2 separate regions of the Homo sapiens genome follow, and region 1 is linked to region 2. A link is a loop called in an ENCODE intact Hi-C map of the cell type or tissue named here. Cell type or tissue: MCF 10A. All regions are shown on one strand. Region 1 has its middle 230 kb from the start of AGTPBP1. Region 2 overlaps LOC107987088 (a long non-coding RNA gene).

The links. Hi-C counts contacts between places; a loop is a spot of excess contacts. Peaks named below come from ENCODE experiments on the same cell type or tissue, not always from the same donor. Only the 100,000 strongest peaks of a DNase experiment are listed, where the experiment ranks them.
Region 1: a loop joins it to region 2, with 4 times the contacts of the local background. A loop is called at or near these places in 1 of 110 quality-filtered maps.

Annotation. Positions count from the first base shown.
Region 1 is chr9:85,512,540-85,517,539 of GRCh38, forward strand. No RefSeq gene overlaps it. Among named protein-coding and RNA genes, the nearest start is that of AGTPBP1, 230 kb to the right of the region's middle. In MCF 10A, no CTCF peak of the experiment used is centred here; DNase peaks (open chromatin) are centred at 1,872, 2,692 and 4,892.
Region 2 is chr9:85,117,180-85,122,179 of GRCh38, forward strand. All of the region lies in intron 1 of LOC107987088 (a long non-coding RNA gene), which reads right to left. Among named protein-coding and RNA genes, the nearest start is that of NTRK2, 450 kb to the left of the region's middle. In MCF 10A, no CTCF peak of the experiment used is centred here; a DNase peak (open chromatin) is centred at 2,012.

The sequences.
Region 1 (5,000 bases), 400 kb after region 2:
CTCACCCATCTGCAGGAAAGAAATGTGGATCCTACCCCAAGCATAGAAATGGACAGATGCTTTTCCTTCTCAGTTGACCAATGTGTAGCCCTGTCCTTAAGGAAAGAAGCTTGCAGAGTTCTAATTCATAAGACTTTCAACATGATAAGTTCCAAGAATGAATCTATTACTTGCCAGCTTTGTGGCCTCGAGCAAATTACTGAAATCCTCTGAGCCTTAGTTTTCTTTTTTATTTTATTTTATTTTATTTTTATTTTTTTGGTTATTTTTTGAGACAGAGTCTCCCTCTGTTGCCCAGGCTGGAGTGCAGTGGCGTGATCATGGCTCACTGCAGCATACACCTCCTGGGCTCAAGCAGTCCTCCTGCCTCAGCCTCCCAAGTAGCTGGGAGGCACGCACCACCACGCCTGGCTAATTTTTGTATTTTTTGTAGAGATGGGGTTTTGCCATGTTGCCCAGGTTGGGCTCAAGCGATCCACCTGCCTCAGCCTCTCAAAGGGCTGGGATTACAGGTGTGAACCACCACACCCGGCCCAGTTGTCTTTTTTTAAAATAGGATAATAACCCCAACCTCACATGGTTAAAAGATACATATGAGGCCCTTACTATGGTGACTGGAGCATAGGATGAATGAGGGCTTTGAACAAATGAACAATGATCACACACGCAGCAAAGGAAGTCTCATTCGCTCACAGAACCCCTTGGGAATAGACCTATTTTCTCCCTTTTATCCTATCTCACTCAATTTACCCCCATGTATCTTCATATAAATTTCTTCCCCTTTCTATTCCATTGTCAAGGTAATAAAGAATAAGAAGGCATACTTGTAAATTGAACTTAGATTTACTTATTTTGAAATACAAAAATTGGCAGGACAATCCTATATTCCTGCTTTCTTTCTTACCTCAAACCAAAATCAGCCTTCATCTACAGAGCCAAATTTATATATGCCCCATAAACATATCTGTGTGCACCTGGTTTGCATAAGGAGGCAATGAAATAAAAATGTTTAAATACTGGGACTCAGTAGCTAACCACCAGGTTCAAGCCTTTGCTTTGCCATAAACACTGTGTAAGCTTCAGAGGCATGTGACCTGCATAGGTCTCAGTTTTCCCATCTGCAACAATAAGGGATTTGGACTCGATTCTCTTATGTCTGGCTGTATTATGGGATATATGATATGAGAAAAGGGTTGAGACAGAAGGATCTAAAGGATCTTTTTAGTTGGAGTCAATTCGCCATTGGGGAGTCAAAGCTGGCAGGCTCCCAGACATCAGAAACCAATTTTTAATCTGATTTATTTGTATGTCAGTTCTCCTCCTTACTGCTCTACCCACTAACCATGTATAATTCCCTACAAATTCACTCTCAGTCATCCTTCCAAAGAAAAGAAAGTTTTAAATAATCTGAAAAAAAGTCGCTGATTATCTGAACTAATTCATCCGTGGGCATCAGGTTTCTTTGCAACATACTCCAAGAATTGGGACTCTAAGGGGTAGTCATCTGTCTGCCATGGAGCCAATCTTACATGTGGCTAATGAATACATGTATGTGCATTTGGTTTCCATAAGGAAGTAGCAAAATAAATATTATTCCCACGGCATCCTAAAAGTCATTTATGGAAACTTCCAGAAACCACTGGAGTAGGCAGGGTTAGGCCCCAGTCACCAATCAGTAGGTCCAGGCCAAGAGTACCACTTACTCTTCAGAGCAGTATCAGTCCACAGACTGCCGCCCTGCCCAGTCATCCTTCCAGCAGGTCATGGCGGCAGGAGAGCCTTGCCAGAGTGGTGAGCAGCCTCATGGCCTTCCAGGGCTTCTGCTGCCCTCCCCGCTGTATGGCTCATCCTTCCTGCTGTATGGGACAGGCTGGAACCTGAACGCCAGCCTTAGGACTCAAGGCCCCACCCCCTCTAGTCACTGTTTCCAAGACTGCAGCTGCCTCCCTGCTGAGAGGCCAAGGCTAAAACTCCATGACCCTCTCTCCTCTCGGGCCTCCCTGCAGCCCCTGCCTGCTCCCATCAGCCTCCCACACTGCTCAGCGGTGAGCTCTGAATTACGTAAATGACCTGGTCACCCTGTTTAAAAATTCCTACGGGTCACTTGAAATTCAGTCTACAGCACCATGGCATTCAAAGACTCAGCCAGAGCTTCCCAGCATCATTTCTATGCCATAGATGCCTTCCCTGCCACACACACACACACAAACACACACACATATGCATACAACACACACAGTTATAAACATACACTCATACCGCATAAACACACGCAACACACAAACACAAAACCCACACATTAACATACTAAGTCACAAACTCATACACAATCACACACCCACTCATAAATACATATGACACAAACACGCAGTCACAAACTCATACACAAACATATATTCTTACACATATGCACAAAACACACAATCACAACACACACATAAACACAGATGTGAAAGAGACATTTGGCAAATGAACTTGAACCTGAACTTGAACCCAAGAAGAGGGGTTCCAGCCATCTCACCAGCATATAGAGCCTTTGAATTAACACACAAGTTGGGAAGAAACCAAGAACTAACAATATCCCTTGAGCCTCTGGATCAAGCCACACCTGAAGCTAGACTTACCCCATGGGCATTTCATTATGTAAGCCAATAAACTCCCTTCTTTATTGTGGTTCTTTTATTGAGGTTTAGCCAAGCTGGGTTTTCATCACTTGCCAACTAAAGATCCAGACTGAATAGACACCCAGGAATCAAGCACCTGACATTCGGAAACAACCTCAATTAGTCATACTCTGCCTCCAGGGCTCAGTTGAGTTTCTTTAAAAACTAAGGCTCGGGCCAGGCGCCGTGGCTCATGCCTGTAATCCCAGTACTTTGGGAGCCTGAGGCAGGCAGATCAAGAGGTCAGGAGTTCAATACCAGCCTGGCCAACATGGTGAAACCCTGTCTGTACTAAAAATACAAAAAATTAGCCAGGCATGGTGGCATGTGCCTGTAGTCCCAGCTACTTAGGAGGCTGAGGCAAGAGAACGGCTTGAACCCAGCAGGCGGAGGTTGCAGTGAGCTGATACAGTGCCACTGCACTCCAGCCTGACGACAGAGCGAGACTCTGTCTCAAAAAAACAAAACAAAACAAAAAAACCAGAACTGGATTTCACTTTTTAAGAAAAGGCATTTAGGCCAGGTAAGATGGCTCACACCTGTAATCCCAACACTTTGGGAGGCAGAGGCGAGTGGATCACCTGAGGTCAGGAGTTCGAGACCAGCCTGGCCAACATGGTGAAACCCTGTCTCTGCTAAAAATACAAAATTAGCTGGGTGTGGTGGCAGGCACCTGTAATCCCAGCTACTTCGGAGGCTGAGGCAGGAGAATCGCTTGAACCCAGGAGGCAAAGGTTGCAGTGAGCCGAGATCACACCATTGCACTCCAGCCTGGGCAACAAGAGTGAAACTCCATCTCAAAAAAAAAAAAAGAAAAAAAAGAAAAAAAATCATTGAACTATACACTTGAAATGGATGAAGTATATGATATGTAGAATATACCTGAATAAAGCCTCTTTCAGTTCTACAATTCACAAGCCTGTATTTTAAGACCGTTTTCTTTTGGCTTGACTGTCTCCTGCTTTAGTAAGCCAATCAGGTGAACCACATACATCTTCATCTGATGATTGCTGAAGGTTTTACAATAGAGATGCAGAAGCTTCAAACGCAGAGCTGAAACTGTAAATCCCACGAGACCTACCTAGAAAGCTTATTTTAAAAATTGGCAGTCTCCAGTTTTGACCCACCTGCAAGATGTTCATATTTCTGTATATCGGATTCTGATTTGATCAGAATTTTATCCTACTGTCTTCTGTCTTCTTCCAGAATCTCCTGGGGGCTGGGAGTGGGGCAGGGTGGAAAGAGAGTGAGACTCAGAACCATTCAAGGCAACCTCAGACAGAGACTCTATTAGTTTCTGCACTCCCCATCACCAAGCGCATAGTAGGAGCTCAATATGTGCAGGGCCGAACGGAAGCCAGGGCATTTGTGTCTCATTTGGGAAATAGGCATGGCCCAATGCCGAGCACCTCCAAGAGGAGCAGCTGGCTAAACACAGCACCAGTGAGTCAAATTTGCGTTTGCAGGGGGAAACAAACAATTAAAGCAGATCAAAGGCTTGATGTGATAATTAGAAACACGCTCATCGCTGTTCAGAAGCTGCCGAGGCTCTCCACGCTCCAAGATGGAGAAAAAGCAGCAGGCACCGTTTTAAATCCATCCTCACCCTCTACCAGCATCCCTTGGATTTGCTTTTATTTTTCTGCTGAGGGGGGTTGACGTTTCTGCTTGCCATATTTGCAACCAAAGGATCGGTCCTCTTTTTTTCTCAGTCTGTTGGCCTCCCTACATCCATTAAGACAACTCAAAGTCCATGTCCTCTGGGAAACTTCTCCTGGTCCCCCACAGCGATGCTCACAGTTAGTTGTTGGAGCACATTCTGCATTCTGCTTTGTTCTCATAGCTGGGGGTGAGCCTGCCTGCCTCCCAGCCAGACTGTCAGCTCCATGAGGGCAAAATGCAACTCGGCACATGCTCCTTTGCCTGTGTGCTGTGTGTTCCCCTCTTCATGGGGCCCTCAGCATGTCCTGCATTGCTGTCTTACACCTCCAGCCCCCACTAGCCCCTTGATTCACAGAGGAAAGAGAAACATTTGGTTCTAATATTCCCTCCACCTCTAAATTGTTTACCTGTGCCAGCTCTCGCCTCCTGTTTTGAGTGTGAAAACCCAATAAGGGAGGTAGATGGAGGTGTGGATTCCAGATTGGCCAGTTTGTGTTTTAAAAGCACACTCCCTGGAGGAGGCAACAAGGGAGGCAGGAGGCCCAGGCAGGGTGACTCAGGCATATTAGTGGGTTGTCCAGAACAAGGTGTGTACCACATAGGAATGCAGGGCAGATGTGAAAGCATCTAGTTTACAGAAAGGGGAAGTATGGTTAATACAGTAGATGCTGGCCA
Region 2 (5,000 bases):
TCTTACTCCAAATGAAACCAGGAATGGAAATGGCAGTGAGTTGATTGAAAAGCATTTAGTTGAGACCTTCCAGGGTTCATAACACTGAACTGGGCACATACATATGAAAGGAGAGATTCAGTTCATTACAGGCATTAGAAATAAGCAGACAAAAATATATTCCAGAAACTCACCAAAATGAGACAGAAACTATATAAATGCCAAAAATATATTTTCTTCAAATCCTGAAAATAGATGTGTTGACTTTTCTTGGAAACAGTTATTTTAAACTGTTGGAAGACATACAAGTAAACCTAAAACTAATAAAGGGGCCTGTGTTAGAAATGAGCCCTCATAGCAAGCATTTTGGGGGGTTATTAAATTGTTCTGTGCTCCCAAATACTTTATTAAAGTATGTTATTAATTAAAACCAAAAGTGTACCACGAATTGGGCCAAAGAAAAACATCCAAATTCTCAACATGCACTTGAAAAGATTCGATCCCTCTGTGATCTGTGCCAGTTCTGATTCATGCCACGCCAGGATTCTCCTCACTTCCAGCTTACCTATGAACAGTTTGTTTACATGGTACCTGCCTTCCTTATAGGACAATGAGTGATGAGCCTTTAAGATAAAATGCTCATTCACATATTCATTTAATAAGTTACTACAAAAGACTAATTGTTGCCATGTAATCATTGCTACATATGCCTTAATGAACACATAGAACAGGTCCCAGCTCCTGTGAGCTTATACTGTGTATAATTGTGAAAGAAACCACGTGGACAAAGGGAGAGTCCTGTTCACACAGCATTCTAAGGATAGGACTCACCTCCCACCTGATCTGAGTATTTCAGAATCTCAATTGCAATTTTAGTTGGAGACTATCTGGTTCAGATTTATCCCTGTAACCTTATCCACAAGTGTCATTTAACTTTATTGTATTTTTATTGTCAGACATAATTCATTCATTCACAATGAGTCACAGCACGTATCCAGCATGGGGCAGAGTATCTTGGAGGGCAAACAAGCGATGCCCTGGCTGTTCCTAACGTGTCCTTTCAATAACCTGAGGACATTCTGATGCTCATTCCTTTGTTTGTAATGTGTTTTGCCTTTTCCCCCTTGATATATTTTTATTGTTGGTGCTTTGAAGTTTCACAATGATATCACTAAGTTTGAATCTTTTATTATTTATTAAGATAGATATTTGTTGGGCCTTTCTAGGAGGGGAATGCGTCTTTGAGGTCTTATAAATTTTTTGATATAACTTATTTAATAAATACTTCTGCTTCATTGGGTATTTCATTTTGTTCTTCTGGAATTTCTAATAGTCTGATATTAGATTTCCTAATGTATTTTCCTAATTTTTTAAAAAATATTTTCTCTCATATTTTTATATCATTGCCTTTGTTATATTTTCTTGAAGATTGGACTTTATTTTTCAAGACTTTCACTAAATTTTTAATTCAGTTTAATTTCATTTCAGAAATCATCTTATCTTGTTCTTTGTTTCTTCCTTCTGGTATCCTATTTTGTTTTATTAGCATATATAAGGGCAAGCTAGTTTGCAGGGACAAATAGACAAGGGACCAGGATTAAGACAAGGCAAATGAGACGGTCTCCTCTCATGCCAAATTTAAGGTGGCACCAAAAAGCTCAGCTATCAAGATAAATACTGTTCTTAATATCATATTTTTTAAAATCAAAATTAATGTAAAAATGCATGATGAACAAAATTTCAAAATTTTCAGTAAATGTAGCCCCAATAAAAGTGATGTGCCAAGCATTCTAGAAACAAAGTCAAAAGGAAACATCAGTATATTGATCCTGTCTTTATTTAAAATTGTGATATTTTGTTCAGCAGATGTCTTTTGAATGAATTCTTTAATGTTATATTAAGGTATTATTTATCATGGTTACTGAGTTTTTTGGCACCCTTTTACATTTAGGGCTGGAAATAAATGCCTCACTTGACTCATTGACTTCATCATAGTCCCATCCCTAAATGGACACAAATATATAATGACTCAGCAGCTGAAGCTTCTCTTTCACAAAGCAGTTGAACTAGAATATGATTCAGCCATAAAAAAGAAGGGAGTGCTGAGGCGACTCATGAATAAACCTTGAAAATATTACACTATAATAGACATAAAATTATGTGATTCCATTTATAGAGATATCTAGCATAGGCAAATCCATAGAGACAGAAAGTAGATTAGTGATTTCTGGGGACTAGGAAGAGGAAGAATGAAGAGTGACTGCTTAATGGGTACAGAGTTTCCTTTGGGGGTGATGAAAGTGTGCTAGAACTAGGTTGTGGTAATGGTTGCACAATACTGTGAATGCACTAATTGATAACAATGGTAAATTTTATGTTATTTGTATTTTGCCACAACAAAAAAATTGGAGAGATCAAAGGGAGCTAAGCAGAAGCAAGGTTTCTATCCTTCACTTTTAAGTGGTTAAACATTGATACTAGCAGATAAGGTACATATTCCTTTGTACATATTACTAAGGTACAAAACTACCTTGTCTTCTTTCTGTTTATACTAATTCCTTTATCAAAGGGTTGCTTGGCCACACTCTTTTTTTGTTCTTTGTATGGCTAGGCTGCAAACTTTACGTTCTGGTTTCCTTTAAATTATAAATTCCATCTTTAAGCATTACTCTCCTTTCTCATTTTATCATAAGCAGTTAAAAGAAGCCACACAGCTCCTTCAATATTTTGTTTAGAAATTTCTTTCAGCAGATATTCTACTTCATTGCTCTTAAGTTCTGCCTGACACAAAGCCCTCAAACCTGAACACAATTAAGCTAAGTTCTTTTCTACTTTATAACGTGGATGGCTTTGTTCCAATTTCCAATATCTTGTCCCTCATTTCCATTTAAGAATTCACGCAAATGGCCTTTACTGTCCATTTTTCCACAAACATTCTGGTCATGAACACTTAGTAATGCCTAAGAAGATTCCGGCCCTCCTTACACCTCTTGTTCTCCTTCTGAGTCATCACCAGAATCACCCTTAATGCTCCATGTATGGCAATCTAGGCATTTTATAGCTTGCTCCTCAAAATTCTTCCAGCTTCTACCAATTACTCAGTTTCAAAGCCACTTTCACATTTTCAGGTATTTGTTATAGCAACAGCCCCACTTATCTATGCCAATTTTTTGTCTTAGTTTATTTTATGCTGCTGTAACAGAGTATCACAGACGGGGTAATTTCTAATAAACAGAAATTTATTTCTCATGATTCTGGAGGCTGGGAAATCTAACACTGAGGAGCTGGCATCTGGGAGGGTCTTCTTGCAGCATCATCCCATGGTGGAAGGTGGAAAGGCAAGAGAGTGTTCACTCATGTGCATGAAGAGCGAGAGGAAGAGAAAGAGAAAGGAAGAAAAAGAGAGAGCAAGATGGAACTGAACTCGTTTTTATAAGAAACTCACTCTCAAGATAACATACCCACACTCATGATAATGACATTAATGAGGGCAGAGCCCTCAATACCTAATAACCTCTTTTTTTTTTTTCTTTTGAGACGGAGTCTTGCTCTGTTGCCAGGCTGGAGTGCAGTGGCATAATCTTGGCTCACTGCAACCTCTGCCTCCTGGATTCAAGTGATTCCCCTGCCTCAGCCTCCCGAGTAGCCGGGACTACAGGTGTGCACAACCACACCTGGCTAATTTTTTGTATTTTAGTAGAGACGGGGTTTCACCATGTTGGCCAGGATGGTCTCGGTCTTCTGATCTCGTGATCCACCTGCCTCAGCATCCCAAAGTGCTGGGATTACAGGCATGAGCCACTGCGCCCAGCCATCTAATCACCTCTTAAAGTTCCCACTCTCAATACTGTTGCATTGGAGATGAAGTTACCAACACACGAACTTTGAAGGGCACATTCAAACCATAGCAGCAACTTTATTCATAACAGCCGAAATCTGGAAACTACTCAAATGTTCTTCAGTTTGTGAATGGTTAAACAAAATGGCACATTCACATCATGAGGTACAAGTCAGCAATAAAAGGGAACAAACTCCTTTTATATTCAACAACTTGTATAAACCTCGTTTATAACAACTGAATAAACCTCAAGTTAGTGAAAGTAGCTGAATAAACCTCAAGTGAGTGAAAGTAGCTGATCTCAAATTTACATACTGTATGATTTTAATGATAACATTCTCAAAACAAAATTATAGAGGTGGAGAACAGATAAGTTAGCTACTAGAGGTTAAAGATAGTGTGAAGATGGGGGGAATAAAAAAGTAGTACAAAGAAGCTCTATGGTGCTTGTGCATTTTTTATCTTGATTGTGATGGTCCATACACGAATCTATACACATGATAAAATTAGGTAAACCTGCGTGCATGCTCACAGTAATGAATGCATATATAATTGACAAAACCTGAGTAAGCTCTGTGGATTTTTCCTGGTTTTATATTATGCTACACTTATGTGAGATGTTACCATTGGAGAAGGCTGAGTGAAAGGTTCAGTGAATCACTTGCACATTTCTGTGTATATATGAATCTATAACTATTTCAACATTTAAAAATATATTAAGACATAAGTAAATGGACAGGAAATGTATACCAGATACATGTGCCAAAAAGGTTGCCATAATATTAATATTGGAGAAGGTAGAATTTATGTCACAAAATTAAGACAAGGAAGAGAACTTCATTATGCTAAAGTGAGCATTTACAATATGCAATTATGATTGTGAACGTATATCCTCCAAATAACATAGATTCAGCATTTATTAATTTAAAAGACTTCAAAAGACACAAAGAGAAAAAGAAACGCATACTTAGTTTGAACTTTAATTCACTTTCCCAGTCGATGATGATCAATGACAAAAAAAAGCAAACCTTCAAAGGAACTAAATAATATAATTAATTTGTTATATTTAAAATTACATACTCTGAAAATAGAGAAAAAGCTGTTTTTCTAGTGCCCACAGTCCAGTCTTAAAAATTGACCTTAAAAATTGAGACAATAAAGAAAACATTGACATATTCTAAAA